Linked DNA regions of Homo sapiens: region 2 is linked to region 1. A link is an interaction called in ENCODE POLR2A ChIA-PET data of the cell type or tissue named here. Cell type or tissue: PC-3. All regions are shown on one strand.

Region 1 (5,000 bases):
TCTGATAGGTTGAAAGTGTTAAATATTTCTCTTATATACGGTTTTGAAATTATCTTTTAAGGTACAGGCACATTGAATTTTACTCTTTTAAAGACCTTATTTCTCAAGTCCTTTATGGCTGCTACAAAGCATTTGTTTAGTTTCTGTCATCTCAAGTATATTCTCACTCTGTTCTCTATAGCTAATTCTATTCAAGGACAGAGTACTTGTTTCTTCTCTTCTTAGTGAAAAATTAAACAATGGAGAGTGAGCAAATGCAGGATGTGTCAAAGCAATCAACGCCACAAGGCTCTTTAAAGACCTATATTTAGTTTATTCATAGATCATGCAGCAGATAGACGTGGTCCACTTAAAATTTCCATTAGAAGACTGTCAGAGCAGCTGAGCAAAAATTATTTTCACTGTGAAGCTGACAGTATTTGAAGAAGAAAAATCTTTATGCATTTAAATAATAAGAAGGGTAACAATCATTTACATAATTTGTAGGCTGTAATGTAGTTTGTAAACACTACACTTCATTGAAACTGTTTCTTTGTTAGCAAATTATTGTATTACAGTGGGATCTATGATGATATGAAGTTACTATCATTGCTTTGTTCTCTATACATAAGGGGAAATCCAATCAAACGTTAGTTTTTTTGTGTTTCTTTCTTTCTTTCTTTCTTTTTTTTTGAGACGGAGTCTTGCTCTGTCGCCCAGGCTGGAGTACAGTGGCATGATCTCAGCTCACTGTAAACTCCATCTCCCAGATTCAAGCAATTCTCTTGCCTCAGTCTCCAGAGTAGCTGGGATTACAGGCATGTGCCACCACGCCCAGCTAATTTTTGTATTTTTAGTAGAGACGGGGTTTCACCATGTTGGCGAGGCTGGTATTGAACTCCTGACCTCAGGTGATATATCCACCTTGGCCTCCCAAAGTGCTGGGATTATAGGCATGGGCCACCGTGCCTGGCTGAAAGTTAGTCTTATTATTAGGAAAAAATAATTGTTTCTCATCTTTTTCAGATACTAGGTAAGAATTTAGCTGTTTATAACTTGGATCTACATATTTAATCTGAAATATTTTAGCTTTTTTTTTTAATTTCAGAGGTTAGGTATTAGCATTCAAAAAGGCATTAATAACACAACATTCTGACCAATGTAAACAAAAAAACAAAATATAGTTAATCATGTTAATCATGTAAAGGCAGTCTCTGACTTTTAAAATCACAATATTTTATCTTCCTGAGTGTAATTATACTTTATTTTATTTTAACAAAAATAATAACTCTTTCAAATATAGTAGTACTGGTTACATTTGTAATGAACGACTATTTACCAGTCAAGTGGAAACATTGTACTTCAATATTAAAAAGTTATAATTCAATATTGAAAAAATGGTTTATTACATTCTATTTATGTAATAATATTGACTAAAATTTATCAGTACATTAATAAATATATTATATTTCATATTTTCTACGATTTATGGCAAGTTCCCATTTTTTTCTCCCTTTCGGAGTACCTTTTAGTCTTCTGGACATTTAATTTTCCATAAGAATTTTAGAATATTTTTGTTTATCACCACAACTACTATCTCACTATAAATGATATCAATCAACAGTCTACATTTAATCCATATAACTTCTTAATGATTCATCAACTAAATGAGCACTTGAAATTACAGCATATTTAGTCTTTTCAGAATTGTTGATAAATATATTTAAATGCCAGATTGCATTTGCCGAAAATTATACTGGTTGTCTTAAAATATTGCCTCATAGCCACCAGTTGAGAGACACCTGTCTGAGTCACCTGGATATGCTTGCCAGCTTTCATTCCATGGCGTATCCTGAAGGGACCCTGTTTCAGCTCCAGTTCCTTTTGGCTGCAGACAGGGAGAAATCTTCCCTGTGCAGGAAACAGTTGGGAGACTCTCCCATCTGTGCCACCATGACAGGATTACCAGCCTCTATCCTACAGCAGATTAAGTGGTCCTGAAGCTCAACTCTAGCCTCTTTATAGTGCAGCCTGGGAACAATCCTGATGGCACAGAGAGATGCTGAGAAATATGCCCATGAGCACCAACTGGACGGGCTTGCTGGCATCCATCATAAAGCAGATCCTGATGGGACCCTGTCTCAGCCTCAACCCTTCTCTGCTGCAGCCTCAGACGTACCCGACCCGTGTAGGTAACTCATGGGAGAGACAGTCCGAAAGGCATGCTGGCTCTGTCCCATTGCAGTTCCAGAAGGTGCCCTGAATTTTAGCTCTAGCCCCTGTCAACTGCAGTCTGTAAGCCTGTCCATACAATAAACAATAATATTGATAAATATAAATAAAAAATTATTATTGTTTTTTCTGATGTTCAATGTTGAATATCATTTTCCACAGCTTTTGTTTCCTTTGCATTAATACTATGAAGTTTCAGGATGCATCCTATAAAGAACATAATTCAAATTCAGCTGGTGGTTAATTTTATCATGTATTGTGGTGTTTTTGCTCACATTTTAAAATCACTCTGAATAAAATGTGTTCATTCACTTGAGATCAATTTTTCTTACTCATTCTTCTCACTTGACATCTCACATAAGCCTAATTGGTACATTTTGTCAAAGTACCCCACTGAGTAAAGTACACAAAGAGATTTCTTTAAAGTCATCTAAGGAGATAAGTTACTATAATAAATCCAGATTAGTCAAAAGAAATAGGTAAGAGGATAAAATAAACAAATTCAGCTTGCTGATAAACAGTATGTATATAGAGAAAACACCTATATTCAACTTTTTTTAACTTCCTTCCTGCCAAGTAATTACTTACTTTCTTTGTATTTTTAATTTGGTATCCAAGAGACACTCGAACAACAAGAAAACAAAGTCAAATAAGAAAGAAGTAAAATAAGGCAAACCATCATTATTCTGTACTTCACTGGACTCCGTAGTTGTTATTCAGATTTGCTTTAAACTGACTGATCATATGAATTGATGGGGTGCTCTCCAGTGCAACTGTGTCTCTGACAACGGGAGCAATATAACTCTATTTCCTAATCATACTAGCATGTCGACTAACAGCTTTATATTGGAAAATAAATTTCATGCAAAGAACACCAGGCACAAAGAGAAAAATGTAGGAAGGCATGAGTAAAAACAATAAGAGCCAAGATGAATGAGGTAGATACAGGACCATAAATCTTAGAAATTCCACTTGTTTACTGTTGATCATTCAGCTATCTGAGAAGCAGCAAGAAATTGGTCTTTTGATTCTGACTTTGTGCTTCCCCATGAAAATTAACTCCAGTAGAACTAGGTTCAATAATTTTAATTAGTTGCTTTTACCTGCTGGACATAGAAAAAATTTGAAATCCAGCATAATTGAGTACCTGTTTTGTGGCCCAATAATATGTATTTCAAACATTGTTTAAACCCTAGAAGAATGATTGGCCTCTGCACATGCATGTAGGAAAATTCTGACCAACGGTCTTTATTTATATATCGCACTGAATCAGGAAGGTGTTTTATTACAGCACTTCTTCCCCCTTCTCCAAAAGAAAAAATCAACAGAGAATAGAGGTTCTAAGAGAACATTCCTATCAGTCTGCTGTTCAGAAAATAATGCAAATTCTGAATCCTCCAAAATGACAAAACTTAACTGATTGTTCCATACAATTAAATAGTTATTTTTAAACTAAAAATAATGCATCATCTTGGGATAATGAATCCCCTCTTAAATATAAATGTGTATCATTATTCACTATTCAGCGATTTGAGTGATTTAATTATTTGAGTTAAAAATAAACTAATGTAAGAATAATAATTAAAAACTCTAATTATATTACATTGATATTTAAGAAGGGACAGCCGACTGATAGGGATGTTCTCTTAGAACCTCCATTCTCTGTTGATTTCCTTTTAGAGAAGGAGAAGTGGTGCTATAATAAAGCATCTTCCTGATTCGGTGCCATATTTAAGTAAAGACTGTTGGTCAGAGTTTTTCTACATATACGTGCAGAGGTCATTCTTTTTGATTCCCTCTTGCAAATAAAGTGACTAATATAGAGACCAAAAACATTTTGTGAACATTAATGTCTCTCTGCCTATGGAAGATTTCCATTAATTATAGTTTTCTTGATATTTTAGTAGCATATCTGAAAATTTTAGTGTAAAATCTAAGTTTAAATATAACTAGAAAAAAATGTTGAAACATTTTAAAATCTAACATATAGTGACAAACTAGAACAATTCAGAATAGCATCTATCCATTTTCTGTAGTATAAAAATAAACAATTGTTATAGTTTGTGTTAAAGTATATCTATTGCTTCCCTGAGAGTTAAAGGCTAAAAAAAATAAAAGTAAAGAGTGTAAAAAAAAATAAAAAAACTGTGAACTTACATAAGAAAACAGACAACTTCCTTATCAAAAGTGACCTAACAGTTATCTGGAGTTAAAAGGCTTATATTTGGAAAGTTAGGAACTTCCATTGATATGTTAATATTTTATCACTCAGAGCTATGCCTTACTGAGATATAAAAGATCTCTTGGTACTTTTAAAATTTCATAAATTAAAAAAATTTAGAAGCAGGTGTGGTGGTGCACACCTACAGTCTCAGCTATTCTGGAGGCTGAGGCGGGAGGATCACTTCAACCCAGAAGTTGAAGGATGCAGTCAGCTATGGTCATTCCACTACATTCCAGTCTGAGCTACAGAGTGAGACCCTGCATTTTTTTAAAAAAAGAATAGATGAAATTATGCTTTATTATGCTTTCATTGGTCATTTTATTCTTTTTTATATCATAAAGATATAGTGCAGTATAACTTTTTCCATGTTATTGATAAAAAATAGTAATTTTTATCTGCATCTAAGGGAGTTTGTTTCATGAAAGCATGGATTGAATTTGCTTACTATTTTCTCTCTCCAGTTAGCTCAGTTTCTACTAATGAGTAGGTACTTAAATATATTAGTGAAGTAGATTAATAAAGGAATAAAAATGTGCACTTACTATGATTAAACAATATAAGTAGA
Region 2 (5,000 bases), 420 kb before region 1:
ACAGAAAAGGAAAAAAAGAAATAAAAAAGTATAACATGGTAGAAAAAAACTCAAAAACAAGTACGACCCAAAAGCTTTCATTTGTAGTTTACTTTAAAAGTTTTTCTCTATTCACAATCTTTCTAATTCAAATGAAAAATGGTATTTTAGATTAGCATGTTGCTTAGTAAACAAAATTAATTGAGGCATTAAGTGAATGGTCTTTACATTTCTTCAGGAAAGTAATCCGTGCAAGAAAAGGTGCTCTCTGGTGCTTGTATTTCCGAGAAATACTAGAAAGTGGTAGGAAGGCTCCAAGGGCAAATGCCTAAATTTCACTCTTTCTGTCTAACATTTACAACATTCTGCAGTGAACCTGAATGCCCCCAAATTCCCATGTCTTCAGAGATCACCCTTCTCGTTATTATGTAGGTAACACATAACACAACCTCGGCCATCTTCCCATTGATGGCAGTAAATTCTTGCTTTTTATGGGGTTCTGTCCTTGTTAAGTTTAAATACTACTGGGATCCTTAAATGTTTGACAGATCCATTCTATGTGGCTGCTTGTCATCTCTTGCTAGAGATTTCTGTTCAGAGCGCTCTGTTGCTTTTGGCCCTCTCATTATCTTCTCTCTGCACACTGTTAGGCTACATTCAGGGTCACACCCTCTACCCGCCCTGGTAACATAATCATACATTCAAATTGTTCTCCAAAGCAAAAGGCTAAGAAATCTAAAACTGTAGCCGAGTGCAGTAGCTCACGTCTGTAATCCCAGCACTTTGGGAAGCCAAGGCAGGTGAATCACTTAAGGTCAGGAGTTAGAGACCAGCCTGGCCAACATTGTGAAACCTCGTCTCTACGAAAAATTCAAAAATTAGCCAGGCATCGTGATGGGTGCCTGTAATTCCAGTACTTGGGAGGCTGAGCCGGGAGAATTGTTTGAACCTAGGAGGCTGAGGTTGCAGTGTGCCAAGATTGTGCCACTGCACTCCAGCCTGGGTGACAGAGTAAGACTCTGTCCAAAAAGAGAAAAAAAAAAACACCTCAAAGTGCCATAAAGAATTGCAAAGACCAACCTTAAAGAGACGGATGAAATTACAATGTGTGAAGGTTAATTTTATGTGTCAACTTGACTGGGCCAAGTGATGCCCACATAGCTGATAAAACATTTTTTTCTGAATGTGTCTGTGAGAGTGTTCCCAGAGGAGGTTAGCATCTGAATCAGTAAACTGAATAAGGAAGATCTACCCTCGCCAACATACACAAGCACTGTCCTATCAAAGGCCTGGATAGAACAAAATAGCAGAAGAAGGGACAATTCACATTCTCTTGTAGGGATGTCCATCTTCTCCTGTCCTCAACATCAGCGCTTGTAGTTCTTAGGCTTTCAAACTCTGATTGAGAGTTACAACCTTGATTCTCCTGCAACTCAGGCCTTTGGACCGGACTGAAGTACACAACCTGCTTCCCTGGTTCTCCAGCTTGAGATCATTTTAGTAAACAAAATTAGTTGGTTCTACAGGAAGTTAGGAGACCCATATCATCTATTTATAAATACAAAAAAAGAAACAGTGTGGTGTATCTGAGCCAATTCCCATAATAAATCTCCTCTTATATCTATCTATATCCTATTGATTCACTTTCTCTGGAGAACCCTGACTAATACCCAATGCAAAATACTCAAAACATAAGCAAAAAAAGTAAAATCCTCTTCATCAGTTATCATCACTCCTTTGAGTGCACCCAGTCTCCTCTATAGGGTTTCTTATTTGGTTTGAGTTCCTCTTTTCCCCTTCTTTTTCTCTCTACCGCAGCAGGCTGCTGCCATGCTTATTTTTCCTCAAGGGCCCTTTCAATCATTTTGCCACTCCTTAGAGTTCAGGAAATAAATGAAACTTTCCTATCCGCAACAGGTCCCACTTCCTTAATCCTCTTTCTGAATTAGTGATTGTGGAAGCATCTATTACTTCAGTCACTACGCATGCTACCCACACAGGAGCATTCTGTTGCCTGGGGCTTAGACAATCTCAAGAGTTGATGATATTTTTATCTGGCATTGGTTTGAGACTTCTTTACGAACAACGGCTACATCTATTACAACCATCTGACTCATTGTGTTTACCCAAGTGGTCTCTGCTGGTATTAAGGGGGAGGCTGTCCCCAGAACAACTTCTGATTTCTATCCAAGAAGACAGAACTGGCTTCTAATCCAAAATATTGTCTTTTTTTTCCAACTGCCAAATTTTAAGATGCAAAATCAGCTTTTGCAACAAAAAAAAATTGCTAGAAACTTTAAAATAATGATCGTTGCTTCTACACACCCTGTTGGAAACTAGTAAGGGTGTTTTGCTAAGTAGCAGCCCCTTAGTATATAGTCTTGGAGCATCATCCTTTTCTGTGGAGTCACATCAATCTTATCATCAAGCTATTGGCAGCTCTCTTATGTTTGTCATTTCTTGTTTAATGTTATTGAAATTTATATTTTAGGGTTAGTCTGTTAAAAGAAGCAGCTAGCAGCTGATTTTGTGATAGAAATATCTAAGAGTGAATGGGACATAAGAAGAATATAATTTATATATATCCTATATATATAAATACAATGTATATAAACATTCAAGTTTATGAGTAATAAACTTGAATAAAATGGCTATGTCATATGTTTGAAGTGTCATGTTTGATAAAGTATGTTTATATATTTCTTGTGCATAGAATTAATCTTAATTCATTAAAATCATCACACGCTGGCAGCATATGCATTTTAGTAGAATATCCCTCATTTGAAACAAGTATGTTTTTCTTGTTTGCACTAACATTGAGTCATTGTAAACTACTTCCTCCTACCCTGGGTTTCCTACCGTTACACAAAATTCTTCCTTACCGTGTTCTGCCTGGAGGAATAACTGTTCTTTATCTTCATGAGAGAATCTATGGAAAGAGCTGTGTGTCATGGCCTGTCCAGTGACAGTGTTTCAAGAAAAATAGCTTATTGAAATATACATGGTAGATATACCATAATTATGTGTGCCAATATGTTAAATATTTTCCATGACAAAGGAATTTATGGTATTACAGCATATATTGAAGACAGTTCAATTACATTTTTGCCGTTTTTGCAGGATGTTTTACCCTTTCCTATTTCTCTTGCTTTTCATCTATAAAAAGAAGAAAAGCTTCTTTATTTTATAAGCTTACATGTATAATCATGAAAAAAACAAACACAGAAATGATGGAGAAAGAAGGAAGCAATAAAGGAAGGAGGAAAAGAAGGAAGGGAGAAAAGAAAGAAGAAAGGAAAAACCACACTAAAGACATAAGCACCTCCATACTTATTTTCATAACCATTTTGGTGTTATTTTGTAGTAATTGAGTGCATTAAATTTTGAGGGTTTTTTTTTGCCCCAACTGTGAAGAAATAAACAAGAAGAATTGTAAAAAAAAAAAAAAAAAAGAAAAAAAAGAAAATAAGGTGCCAACATACTACTTGGCATTGCTCAGGTAAATCTCTCCTTTTAATGGCTAAGGGTCACTTCCTTTCAGAGTAACTGTACACAAATCCACAGAAATGTAGTTTGGAAGATGGTTTTCACCAAATGTTGCCTCTGAGACCCCCACAAGATGTTTTGAAAATACTTTTTAAGAGATCATAAAAATGAGATAGTAAATATATTCATGATCATGCCCAAAGACTGAATAACTCATAGAATATTCCATGGTGCTTCACCAGGGTCTTTTAAAAGTTATTCAAAATCATTCTCAGCTGAACTTGGAAAAATGTGACTTGATCTTGACAACACTCAATTATAGAGAAGAGGCCCTTGGTTTTATAATACATCCACGGGTGATTTGACCAGAATTGTTTTTATAGTTGTGGCCTCTTAGTACCAAAAGTTTTATGCATCCGAACAAATATTTCATTTATTTTAAAAGTTGTAAGTACTTTAATATTAATATACACATTTAAATACATTTTGTATATTTCAAGTTTTATGGCGTAGTGTTTAGGAATTTGAATATTATCTTACTTGAGTTTTATGATGGACTATTAGTCATAAAACACTTTTTTGGTTTTGACTTTATCTGGAAAATCTCTAGAGTATTTCAGTTCATTTTTTTAACATAGTAGATATAGTATGTACCCATATTTGTTTTTTAGAAATTTTATGATTGGCCAGGCGTGGTGGCTCACGCCGGTAATCCCAGTACTTTGGCAGGCGGAGGCAGGTGCATCACCTGAGGTCAGGAGTTAGAGACCAACCTGGCCAACATGGTGAAACCCCATCTCTACTAAAAATACAAAAATTAGCCTGGCGTGGTGGCATGCACCTGTAATCCCAGCTACTCAGGAGGCTGAGGCAGGAAAATCGCTTGAACCCAGGAGGCGGAGGTTGCGGTGAGCCGAGATGGTGCCACTGCACTCCTACCTGGGCGACAGGGCGAGACTCTATCTCAAAAAAAAAAAAATATGATTAAGGATCTTCTGTGGCCTTGTATGTTTCCACCACAAGCACTGGTATATTTATGAGAATAATGAGCTGAAATTAAATGTGTGCTGACTCGTAAAATTTTGTGGAATTGTTTCGTTTTTCTTTGTTTTTTGAGAGAGAGTCTTGCTCTGTCGCCCAGGCTGAAGTGCAGTGGTGTGACCTTGGCTCACTGCAACCTCTGCCTCCCAGGTTAAAGCGATTCACCTGCCTCAGCCTCCCAAGTAGCTGGGGTTACAGGCGTGTACCACCACGCCCAGCTAAGTTTTGTATTTTTAGTAGAGATGGGGGGTTTTGCCATATTGGCCAGGCTGCTCTCGAACTCCTGAACACAGGTGATCCACCCGCCTCAGCCTCCCAAAGTGCTGGGATTACAGGCGTGAACCACCATGCCCGGCCAGAATTGTTTTTAATCAGCCTTTGATATGTGCATTTATGTGTGTGTGTGTGTGTGTGTGTGTGTGTGTGTCTGTATGTGTTTTCGCTCTCATAAATTGAGTGAAATAATATGGTACTTTGTGGTTCTTAATTGAGGA

What was found. ChIA-PET counts read pairs that join two places held together with the same protein. Peaks named below come from ENCODE experiments on the same cell type or tissue, not always from the same donor. Only the 100,000 strongest peaks of a DNase experiment are listed, where the experiment ranks them.
Region 2: POLR2A ChIA-PET joins it to region 1 with 5 read pairs; 2 of 35 experiments call an interaction of 5 or more read pairs at or near these places.

The regions. Positions count from the first base shown.
Region 1 is chr21:24,776,636-24,781,635 of GRCh38, reverse strand. No RefSeq gene overlaps it. Among named protein-coding and RNA genes, the nearest start is that of LINC01692, 61 kb to the left of the region's middle. In PC-3, no CTCF peak of the experiment used is centred here; no DNase peak of the experiment used is centred here.
Region 2 is chr21:25,194,347-25,199,346 of GRCh38, reverse strand. No RefSeq gene overlaps it. Among named protein-coding and RNA genes, the nearest start is that of LINC00158, 230 kb to the left of the region's middle. In PC-3, no CTCF peak of the experiment used is centred here; no DNase peak of the experiment used is centred here; H3K27ac peaks cover 1,401 bases.